Regions from separate parts of the Homo sapiens genome. Here regions 1 and 3 are each linked to region 2. Evidence: chromatin contacts called from ENCODE Hi-C or POLR2A ChIA-PET data. All regions are on one chromosome and are shown on one strand. Each heading gives the region's core, a stretch centred on a gene start or an enhancer-like site at or near the end of the contact. The rest is flanking DNA. Distances are from core to core; before and after follow the strand shown. Region 1 overlaps PIP5K1B (phosphatidylinositol-4-phosphate 5-kinase type 1 beta). Region 2 overlaps PIP5K1B (phosphatidylinositol-4-phosphate 5-kinase type 1 beta). Region 3 overlaps PIP5K1B (phosphatidylinositol-4-phosphate 5-kinase type 1 beta).

Region 1 (3,211 bases), core at 574-3,073, 75 kb after region 2:
TCTTTTTTTAACAATGGCTGAAAATGTTTTTGTCCCCATTAACTACATATTCAAAACATTCACCACAAGAGGAAGGAATAGACTTTGAATTTGAATAAACATGTTTTATTGTTTATTTATTTATTTTTTTTTTTTGAGACAGAGTCTCACTCTGTCACCCAGGCTAGAGGGCAGTGGTGCCATCTCAGTTCACTGCAACCTCCACCTCCCAGGTTCAAGCGATTCTCCTGCCTCAGCCTCCAAAGTAGCTGGAATTACAAACATGCACCACTACACCTGGCTAATTTTTGTATTTTTAGTAGAGATGGAGTTTCACCATGTTGCCCAGGCTGGTCTCAAACTCCTGGCCTCATGTGATCCACCTGCCTTGGCTTCCCAAAGTGCTGGGATTATAGGTATGAGCCACTGCACCCAGCCTGAGTAAAGATGTTTTAAGCAAATACACAATAAGAATGATGTTCGCAATTCAGAGCTTTTTGTCTGCCTAAGGGGATTCTGTTGTTCTAGTCCTGCACCCTGACAGATGTGGTCTCTCGTCTCAGCCAGATGTGGTAGTAACTACAGGATTAATTTGCATGTGTAAAATGCATATTGACTAACAGAAACAACTGCAACCAAAGTAAGTTATTGAAATGGCAGACTGCATCAGTTATGTGTACTAGCTGAGCAAGGAGACTGAAAGAAAGCAATCATTTTCCAAGGCCATAAGTGCCTGCCTTCTAGAATTCTCCAACGATGACTAAACCATGGGCATATTTCATTTTTGTAAAGGAAATTAACACATATTAAATATTTTTTGAAAAGTTCTTTCTTGCAAATCGATCTAACTGTCCAATAATCAGTTAAATTATCCTATATCAGTATGGTGAAATACAATAAGGCTATTAAAAACCACGCTAGCATTGAATATAAGGAAATGTTTGTCATTTAGCAAGTAAAAAAATCAGGTTATAAAACATGATAAATAATACCTTTTCTTGACTAATAAATACATACACACACACACATACTAGAAAAGCATACCAGATATTAAGTAGTTATCTTTGCATCCTAGGAATAACTGTTTAATTATATTTTTTCTTTGTGTTTTTCTGTATTTTATTTTTAAAAGTAAACATACATTACTCTTTTGATCAGAAAAAAGTATTGCATTTTTTAAAAGGAATATTTTATAATGGTCTAAAAATTCTTGCTCATAGTTTTAAAGTAGGAATAAGTTTTAAATTGGATTCTTCCCATCCAACTCTTCACGGTTAGCAGCTACGATATTATTCTCCTTTGTAGGGAAGTATTAATACATCATTCTGGATTCCCAGGATGACCTTAACTGATGGCCAAAAAACAAAAACAAAAAGGAACAAACAAAAAAAAAAGATGAATGGGAGATAGCCCAGAATTCTTAAAAATTGTCAATTTTTATTTTCAGTCTATTTATTAGAAATGATTTTTTAACTTCCTATTCTTATAATATGTAATCAAATATTTTCTCTTTTGCTCCATCAACAGAATGGGAGGCATTCCAGCTAAAAGCCATAGGGGAGAAAAACTACTTTTATTTATGGGCATTATTGACATTCTGCAATCATATAGGTAAGAAGTTTGAGGAGTGGTCTTTTATTATTTCAAAATCAATCTACAAAAGGTTCTGAAAAATCACCAAATGAGAGTGATTTTACATTCTCATTTCAATTTTTCCATTTATATTTAGGTTAATGAAGAAGTTAGAACATTCCTGGAAAGCTCTTGTTTATGATGGGGTAAGTGACTTATTTTCCTTATTATACTGTATATATTTCTGCTTTCTCAGAGACTTCAGAGTATGTGCAGGAAACTGTGTTGCTAGACTCTAAGAGGAAATGAAACAACGGTCTTTATAAACTCAGAATCTTAGGTTAGTAGATCAGTTCAAATCTAAGAATAAGGACAACATAAATTTGAATAGCTCTTCAAATACATGACATCCAGCCTAGCGGCCAGAAAAACAAAATGATATCTGTGTCTATGTGAAATCCAAAGGACCTAACTTTGAGAGAGGTCTTTTTTTGTAGGGATGATCAGTAGGGCATTTGAAATGAAGTTCTCACACAACCAAGCTACAGTAAGTGTGAGTCCTGACTCTGATGGTGAACAGCCTGGATTTGAACTCTGCATTCACTGCTGAACTAGCCATGTGACCAGGCACAATGCTGGTTATTTGGCCTCTTACCCTTGTTTCTCACCTGTACCAGGGGGATAGTAATGACACCTGCTTGGTGTGAACATGGGACAAAAAAATGCATTTCAGTGTTCAACACAATGCCTAACAAATACACAGAGAAAGTGAAAACTTTTTAATTGGTATGGATTTCTACATCAACATTTATACATGCTGGCTGCCTGAGGTTGTCTTTTTTTTTTTTTTTTTTTTTTTTTTGAGATGGAGTCTTGCTCTGTCACCCAGGCTGGAGTGCAGTGGTGCAATCTCAGCTCACTGCAACCTCTGCCTCCCAGGGTCAAGCAATTCTCTTACCTCACCCTCCTGAGTAGCTGGGACAACAGGTGCGTGCCACGACGCCTGGCTAATTTTTGTACTTTTAGTAGAGACAGGATTTCGCCATGTTGGCCAGGCTGGTCTCGAACTCCTGACCTCAGGTGATCCACCTGCCTTGGCCTCCCAAAGTGCAGGGATTACAGATGTGAGCCACTGCGCCCAGCCAAGAATGTCTTAATTGATGTAACTGAAGAAAAAAATCAGTTAACAAAGAGCAGTTTCTCCCATCTTTCTCTCTCCTTCTTTCTCCCATTCCGTCTCTGTCTCTCTGTCTCTCTCTCTCACACACATACACACACATACACACACACACACACACACACACACACGCAGTCCCATCTAGACATTAGATTTCTACTTCCTGCTACTAACAACATTTATTGGCCTAAGTTAATAACTTGAAGTAGCAATTCCAAAGAATATTTTGGTCAAGGATTTGGTCACACATTTCCTTTTAAGATGTTAGCAGATACTTTCTTTTGAAAGAGAATAAATTATAGATGATCTTCTTCTTCTTTCTTGGAAAGGAGCCCATAATTTCTCAGTTCTGTGGAAGACTGTTAATAACCTTTCAGCATGAAAGATCTACATTTTGTCCACCGCTAAGGACTGACTTCAGTCATAATGCACTTTTAAACAACAGGTTCACACATTTATTTCCAAGAATTAACCTCTAAGCTG
Region 2 (3,393 bases), core at 15-2,514:
TGGGAAGAGGGGAAGCTGGATGTGTGGCTCAGGAGACAGGCAGAGGTTGTTAGAGGAAGCACAGAATACTGGAGGTGAAGATAAAGTCAGTAGTTGGCCAGGCCTTTTGTGCAACGGACTCAAGAAACATGTAAGAGAACAAAACATTTTTAGACTGATAACTGATTACTTGTGTACATCTTGAAAGTTGGCTGCTGCAGGGCCTAAACAAGAGAGAGGCCTTACAGTAGGGGTTATGTGTCCATAGGCTCATGGAAGCTTGGCATTGAGATGATCTTCATTCATTCAATATCATCTACTCAGTCATTCAGCCAACACTGAGTTAAGCTCTGAGCAAGGCATTGTAGTTAGATGGCAGATAGGTTAGCGTTGTTGGAAAGAGTGTGGGGTCAGAGGTCTGGGCTGCAGAAACCCACCACAGTTTCCTCTAATCATGCCTGGGAAGGGGGAACCAAGGGGGAAGGAAGCAGCCCTCTATTGAGCAATCAACTATGCATCGGGCACTTCCACTTGTGTTGTAGCAGCAGGAGCCAATAATCGTGCATTTGGGACTGGGCCACTAGAAGACTGGCTTGTTGGGATCAAGTCAAGGGGTTCTTGGAAACCTGCTGAGAACAGGCCCATCACCTGACAGCCCAGAAAGATGTCCGAGTCTGGTGGCCAGATCCAATGGGGGAGATCCAGTGGGGGAGATCCAATGGGGGAGATCTAATGGGGGAGAGCCAAAGGTGTTTGTTGGTAGCTCTGACACCAACTTTTATGACCTGGGCAACAACCAAAACAATTTAATAACGCTCTCTCAGAGTTCAAGAGAAAAGGACTAAACAGAAATAAGCAGCAGCCCAGCCTCTACCCAGCTGGTACTCCTGGAAATTGCACATGGGTGAAGCAAGGCTGCTTCCTCCTGCTCCACTTGTGAGAAAAATGACTGCCTGTTCTCCTTTCTCAGTATCGGTCTCTAAGAGTTGTAATCCAAAGAAGGCAAAATACAATTACTTTCTGTTGCATTTTTAGAGCAGCAACTGTAAGTGGGAGGGAAAAAAAAACAGACATCTAGAAAATGGTGGAATGAAATATGTTAAATCATACAAAACAAGTGGCTTCCAGTGACCACCTATACTGAAAAATAAATGAAATCAGAAAGTCGTATATCGTGTAGAATTTTAGAGGAGGAAGAAATTTTGGCAATTCTCTAAGCCAGCTGCCTTCATTTTCTAGAGGAGGAAAGTGAGCCCCCGTGCTATAATGAAGCTGTCTCAGAGTCTCACAGCCCCCTGGTGGCAGAAGGAGCCTGAAACTGATTGTGCTGCGTGTTGGTGATCCCAAATGTCTGTCCATGTTTGTAAATTAATATGGTGGGGCTTATGAAATCAGGACCACAGTCATTGTCTGTGAATACTTCTCTTTTTCTACCTTTGGTCAAAAAGTTGGTTGGTAGAAGAAGAGCTAGAAGCCTAGAGCCAGAGCCGTGGAGCCGTGGGGGTTCTCTTTCATCCTATCTGCAGCTTGGGTAGCCAGCTGGGTTTTGGAGGAGAGTGCATCTCTTCCGAAGACCTTAGTTGCTTTCCTTGCGGAAGGGCTGATCCTGGCCTCCGGGAACAGGAGAAACATAGTAATTTTAAAGGTTATGAGGAAAGGAGGATAGGGATCCCGAAGGCCAGGGAGGAAAAGCCAGTGAGTTTGGAGCGTGGGAGCTGCAGGCAGGTGGGAGAAGCTGAAGGCCTAACGTGGCTGTTTTATTTGTTTAAATGTACAGGGCTCAGAAATAGAGGATTTTGGAAACTGTATTCCACTGTTCTAAAAGAGAAAGTGTGTAGGGGGGAAAATAGCATCTTGACTACAATGTAATCCTAGATCTTGAAACGTGAGGTTACATGGACAAAAAATGCTTAATCCCAACTTGAAAGTATGCATAATATTCAAAATTATCCCCCACCTTCAGTGCTTTACCCAGGTTATGGAGATTCTTGAAAAACATGTAAATGAACTTTGTGTATGTTAGTCTATGTACACATTTAGGAAGAGTTCCATTTAATAGTCTTTTTGTAAAACATGATCTAGGATTTATCTTTCATATGTACAATCCATCTGAATTTAAGTTTCCTCATCTGTGGGGGTAATATACGGGTTATGGTGAGAAATAAATGTTGCAAATAACTTAATCTTACACAAAATAAGCACTTAACACAATAAAATATATGTGTATTAAAATATCTCAATGGAAGTCATTGCATTAGAGTCTTCAAATACTCAAAACCAGTCTTTTTCTACCCAGGAAACACCTACATTCTAAATTTTAAAGCCCCTTTAGGTAAATACTGATATTAATGTTTCAGATTGTTTTGTTTAAAATTCTCTTGGCATTGTTCTTCTGTGGTTTTCCAGAAATATGGCCAGAACTACAAAGCACATGGTACTGTAAACAATTGCTATGCCAGTCATTTAAAATAACTCAATTATTAAAGGAGGGATGTCTTCACCCCCACTCTTTCAGAAAAGACAGCTTGGCCTCTAAATTCTTATGAATTTAGAGAGAAGCCATTTTCCTCATCCCTTCTTGATGTCATTCCTTAGTCCTTACATCTGCTGGATCTATTCTATAAGGAGTGTTTAGGGCTGGCATATGGAAAAATGATTTGAGATTGGTAAACAGCAAGTCACAGCAAGTGATGCCTCTCACTGTCAGTCTATAAAATCACTGCATCGTCAATTTGAAAGTGTTTTTGTTCTATGTATGATTCCATCTCATTTAGCAACAGTTACCCTGCCCCTTTCTTCCTTCTAAACCTTGGATCCCTGAGCTTTGCTTTTCTATTTCGTAAATGTTATTTATTCCTCTAACATAGATAATGACATCTGTGATATAATACATGTATGTATAATTCCCTATCATCAACCCTTACAGCTTACTATGAAAATTAAGAGGAGGAAGAATTAAACTGGTAGAGATTTGAAAGGAAGAGAAAAACTATTTTGATTTCTTCTAGGCCTGTTTCACTACCATTTATTATAGTCCTCATTATGTCTTTTATATATCAAGAAAAAAACTGCAGGACCAAAATTGAGGCACAAGTGGGAAAAAACATCCAGTGATCCCTACCCCAATAAGAAGCTTCATTTTTATTTTTTTCTTTTTGTTTGGGTAAATGGATAGCAATTAAGTCCTCCTGTCTTATGAAGTCAGAGATTTATCTCTTGAATTAATTAACTGCAGAATAGTGACGAGTGGCCCAGTGAACACTATCAGAGCACTGAGAGATGCTGGTTTATTTCCCCTCCTTAGCTAAATACATTCTTCTTTTTAAAACTGAAGAGGTCAGTTGGTGGGATGAAAAAGAAAGGTTTGCAGTCTCTTGGGATAGGCGGTAAAAGATAACAACCAGATCTTGTATG
Region 3 (2,983 bases), core at 57-2,556, 110 kb after region 2:
ACAATGTTAAACTCTCCATTCAGAATAATATTAATCTAAAATGGAATCATTTAATAACCTGTTTTCAAGGATAAAGTAATAAAGGTGACATGTGTAATGAAGTAATGGAGCTCATTATTTTTCCAGCCAGCCCTATTAAAAATTAGTGTGTGGAAGGTCACAAATAACTTAAAAATGACCAGATTTGTTTTCAAAATGAAGGATTTGGCTATAATGCAAATTTCATCCTGAAGGCTACATGGGGAAAAAAATAATGGTAGAGTTTCTCTGTCTTTTCTTTCATTGCTTCTCATCACACTGGAAGAATGGTTCAGACTAAGCACTTTGTCTGGGAGAAGATTTTTTGTCTTTTATTTATGTATGAGTGCATTTCAGTTGGTGTCCTCCTAATTCCAACCACCCTCACCTGCTGCTTTCTGTGTGGTCACTGAGTTGTGACAGGAGAGAGGCCAGGTATTCGAAGGCCAGGTCAAAGCTCATTTAGGGAACCGGTCGAGCCTTCGCCTTTTCCCTGTTCACCCTCCTGCCTTTCCAACCTAAGTGGTAAAACTCATCCTGAAAGAATCACGGAGCTTTGGAGATGAGAGGGAACTTTGGCCATCATGTCATCCAGCCCTTTTATTTATTAAAAAAGGTATTGATTGATTTTAAAATTTATAAATTATTTTTGTAACAAAACTCTATGCCCAGAGTTTAACAAATAGTCGTGTAACATGTGTTAAGAAAAAGAGCAAGCCGTAGTCCACCTCCCCCTACGTCTTCATGTGCAATCACCTTCAACTCTTTGAGCTGATTCCTTTGGCAATTACTTTGGTTTTTCTAAATAACATGCTTATATTGTTATTGCTTGATCTATTGGGTGTAGGCATTAGCTAATAACTGCCCACTATAGAAGACGAAGATTTAGCTGTCTTTTCTCCACCCGACACATACCACGTATGTGTACTGTTCCCACCCCCTCCTCCTACACCCTTCCAGTTTCCCTGTATAGTTACATCTTGACTGTAGTCCGATCGATATTGAGTGTTTTATTATGGCTTTGTGAATAGTGTCATATACTATGTTTCAGTTTCCTTTCCTGTGTGACTTTTTGTTTTTATTGTAATAAATGACTGCCTTGTTCTTCGGTTTGCTTAGTTTTCTGTGTATTTTTCCTTAATAGAACCCTAAGCTTTCCACCAGTGTCTTCATTTCTTCTCAAACCATTTAAGTGCATGAGGTTCTGTTCCTTTTATTGTCTTGCAGAAGTTTCCGCCAGACACTTCTGACCAGCCTGGACTGAACTGGTTGCCCTCTAGGACCTGATGTACAAATGTTACTTTGGGGCCTCTCTGCTCCATCATTCTGGGGATTCTAGTAACCTCTTGTCTGTATCAGTTCCGTTGTTTGTCATCTCCTACATCTTCCTCTTTGCTTCTTCCTCTTTCTTGGTTTACTCCCTCATTTTGGTGGAACACATTTTCCAGAAGAAAATCCTCCAGTATGAAAAATATTCATTGCAGGCAAAATATTTGAGATCTTGCATGTCTTAAGTCTTTATTCTAACCCTAACACTTGATTGATAGATTAACTAGTATAGAATTCTAGATTGCAAATATTTTGGATTTTTTTTTTCAACATGGTGAAGGCTTGGCTCCATTGTCTTCTAGTTTCCAATTACCATTGAGAAATCCAGTGCTGTTCTGATTTCTGATCTTCTGTAAATGGCTTGCTTTCTTTGCCTGCCTGTCTGCCTGTCTGCCTGCCTGCCTGCCTGCCTTCCTTCCTTCCTTCCTTTCTTCCTTCCTTTCTTTCTTTCTTCCTATTATTATTATTATTATTGCAGAAACCTGTAAACTCTTTGATTTTCTCTCAGAGTCTCAGTATTTCATGATGCTAGGCCTTGGTGCAGGTCTATTTTCAGCCAGCATGCTAAGCACTCAGGGGACCTTTTCAACCTGCAAACTCATGTTTTGAGTTTGGGGAAATTTTCTAAACTATTTTCTTATTTCCTCCTCTCTATTTTCTTTTTCCTTTTTGTAATTCCTTTTATGCATACAGAATATCCTGGATTTGTCTTCCAATTTTCTCTACTTTTCTGTCTTCAGTCCCATCTATTTATGTTTCTGTCCTAGTTTCTGAGAGATTTCCTCAACTTCATCTCCTAATCCTTCCACTGAGTTTTTAATTTCCATTACCATGTTTTATAAGAATTCTTTTTTTGTTCGCTGAGATTTTATTTTTTAGCAATCTTTCCTTTTTTCATGATTGTAATTTCTCTTTTTTCCTGAAGATATTAGGATTATGTTTTTTGTTTTGCCCTGAATTTTGTTTCTTCTCCCTTTTTAGTCTCGGTTTTCATCCAGGCTGCCTTTTTCTCTTTGTAGTCTACATGTTCTATACTGGAGGTTTTCCTCAGATTTTTGGAAATCTTCATTTGTCTGCTCAACTAAGGCTTGAGTGGGAGACTAGAAAACTGATTAGAGGCCAGGTGTGGTGGTTCACACCTATAATCCCAGCATATTTGGAGGCCGAGGTAGGAGGACTGTTGGAGCCCAGGAGTTCGAGACCAGCCTGGGCAATACTAGTGAGACCCCATCCCTACAAAAAAAATTAAAATTAGCCAAGTGCAGTGACACACCTGTAGTCCCAGCTACTCAGAGGCTCAGATGGCTTGAGCCTGGGTGGTTGAGGCTGCAGTGAGCTGTTATTGCACCATTGTACTCCAGCCTGGGCAACAGAGCAAGACTCTGTCTTAAAAAAAAAAAAAAAAAAAAAAAAATCCCTGACTGGAAACTTAAGCACTTGAGCAGAGCTTGTTGACCAGCAAGCTATTGAGCTGGTCAGACTCCCTATAGGAGATGCTTCCAGTTTCTTGCTTGGAGGAGAAAGGCCTGGCTGTCAGCCTTCTGGGACATCTGGCAGGAACAGGTGTCTTAGCATCTAGTATATACATATTTACTTCCTCTCTTTCTTTTACCTCAATTGCTTCTGGTGTCCCTGG

What was found. Hi-C counts contacts between places; a loop is a spot of excess contacts on that map. ChIA-PET counts read pairs that join two places held with the same protein, here RNA polymerase II (POLR2A). Pooled maps may share reads with other maps.
Region 1: a loop to region 2 is called in a map of HepG2, with 2.6 times the contacts of the local background. The contact joins two enhancer-like sites. A Hi-C loop is called at or near these places in 2 of 168 maps with a recorded cell type or tissue (HepG2 and heart left ventricle), 3 of 37 single-sample maps with no recorded cell type and 4 of 50 pooled maps. POLR2A ChIA-PET finds 5 or more read pairs at or near these places in 2 of 52 experiments (H1 and activated CD4-positive, alpha-beta T cell).
Region 3: a loop to region 2 is called in a map of right cardiac atrium, with 2.3 times the contacts of the local background. The contact joins two enhancer-like sites. A Hi-C loop is called at or near these places in 3 of 168 maps with a recorded cell type or tissue (IMR-90, left ventricle myocardium superior and right cardiac atrium), 15 of 37 single-sample maps with no recorded cell type and 8 of 50 pooled maps. POLR2A ChIA-PET finds 5 or more read pairs at or near these places in 1 of 52 experiments (AG04449).

Annotation. Positions count from the first base shown.
Region 1 is chr9:68,917,973-68,921,183 of GRCh38, forward strand. PIP5K1B (phosphatidylinositol-4-phosphate 5-kinase type 1 beta) reads left to right here. Exons shown (of 16, transcript NM_003558.4): 10 at 1,507-1,590; 11 at 1,709-1,757. Among named protein-coding and RNA genes, the nearest start is that of PRKACG, 95 kb to the right of the region's middle. Within about 2 kb of position 1,824, at least 2 of the 41 ENCODE cell types and tissues checked have a DNase peak (open chromatin) inside an H3K27ac peak, as active enhancers do.
Region 2 is chr9:68,843,912-68,847,304 of GRCh38, forward strand. The region is part of intron 4 of PIP5K1B (phosphatidylinositol-4-phosphate 5-kinase type 1 beta); the gene reads left to right. Among named protein-coding and RNA genes, the nearest start is that of PABIR1, 66 kb to the left of the region's middle. Within about 2 kb of position 1,265, at least 7 of the 41 ENCODE cell types and tissues checked have a DNase peak (open chromatin) inside an H3K27ac peak, as active enhancers do.
Region 3 is chr9:68,951,070-68,954,052 of GRCh38, forward strand. The region is part of intron 14 of PIP5K1B (phosphatidylinositol-4-phosphate 5-kinase type 1 beta); the gene reads left to right. It overlaps LOC101927069 (a long non-coding RNA gene), which reads right to left. Exons shown (of 3, transcript NR_110647.1): 3 at 2,019-2,983. Among named protein-coding and RNA genes, the nearest start is that of PRKACG, 62 kb to the right of the region's middle. RefSeq lists an enhancer at 1-13. Within about 2 kb of position 1,307, at least 3 of the 41 ENCODE cell types and tissues checked have a DNase peak (open chromatin) inside an H3K27ac peak, as active enhancers do.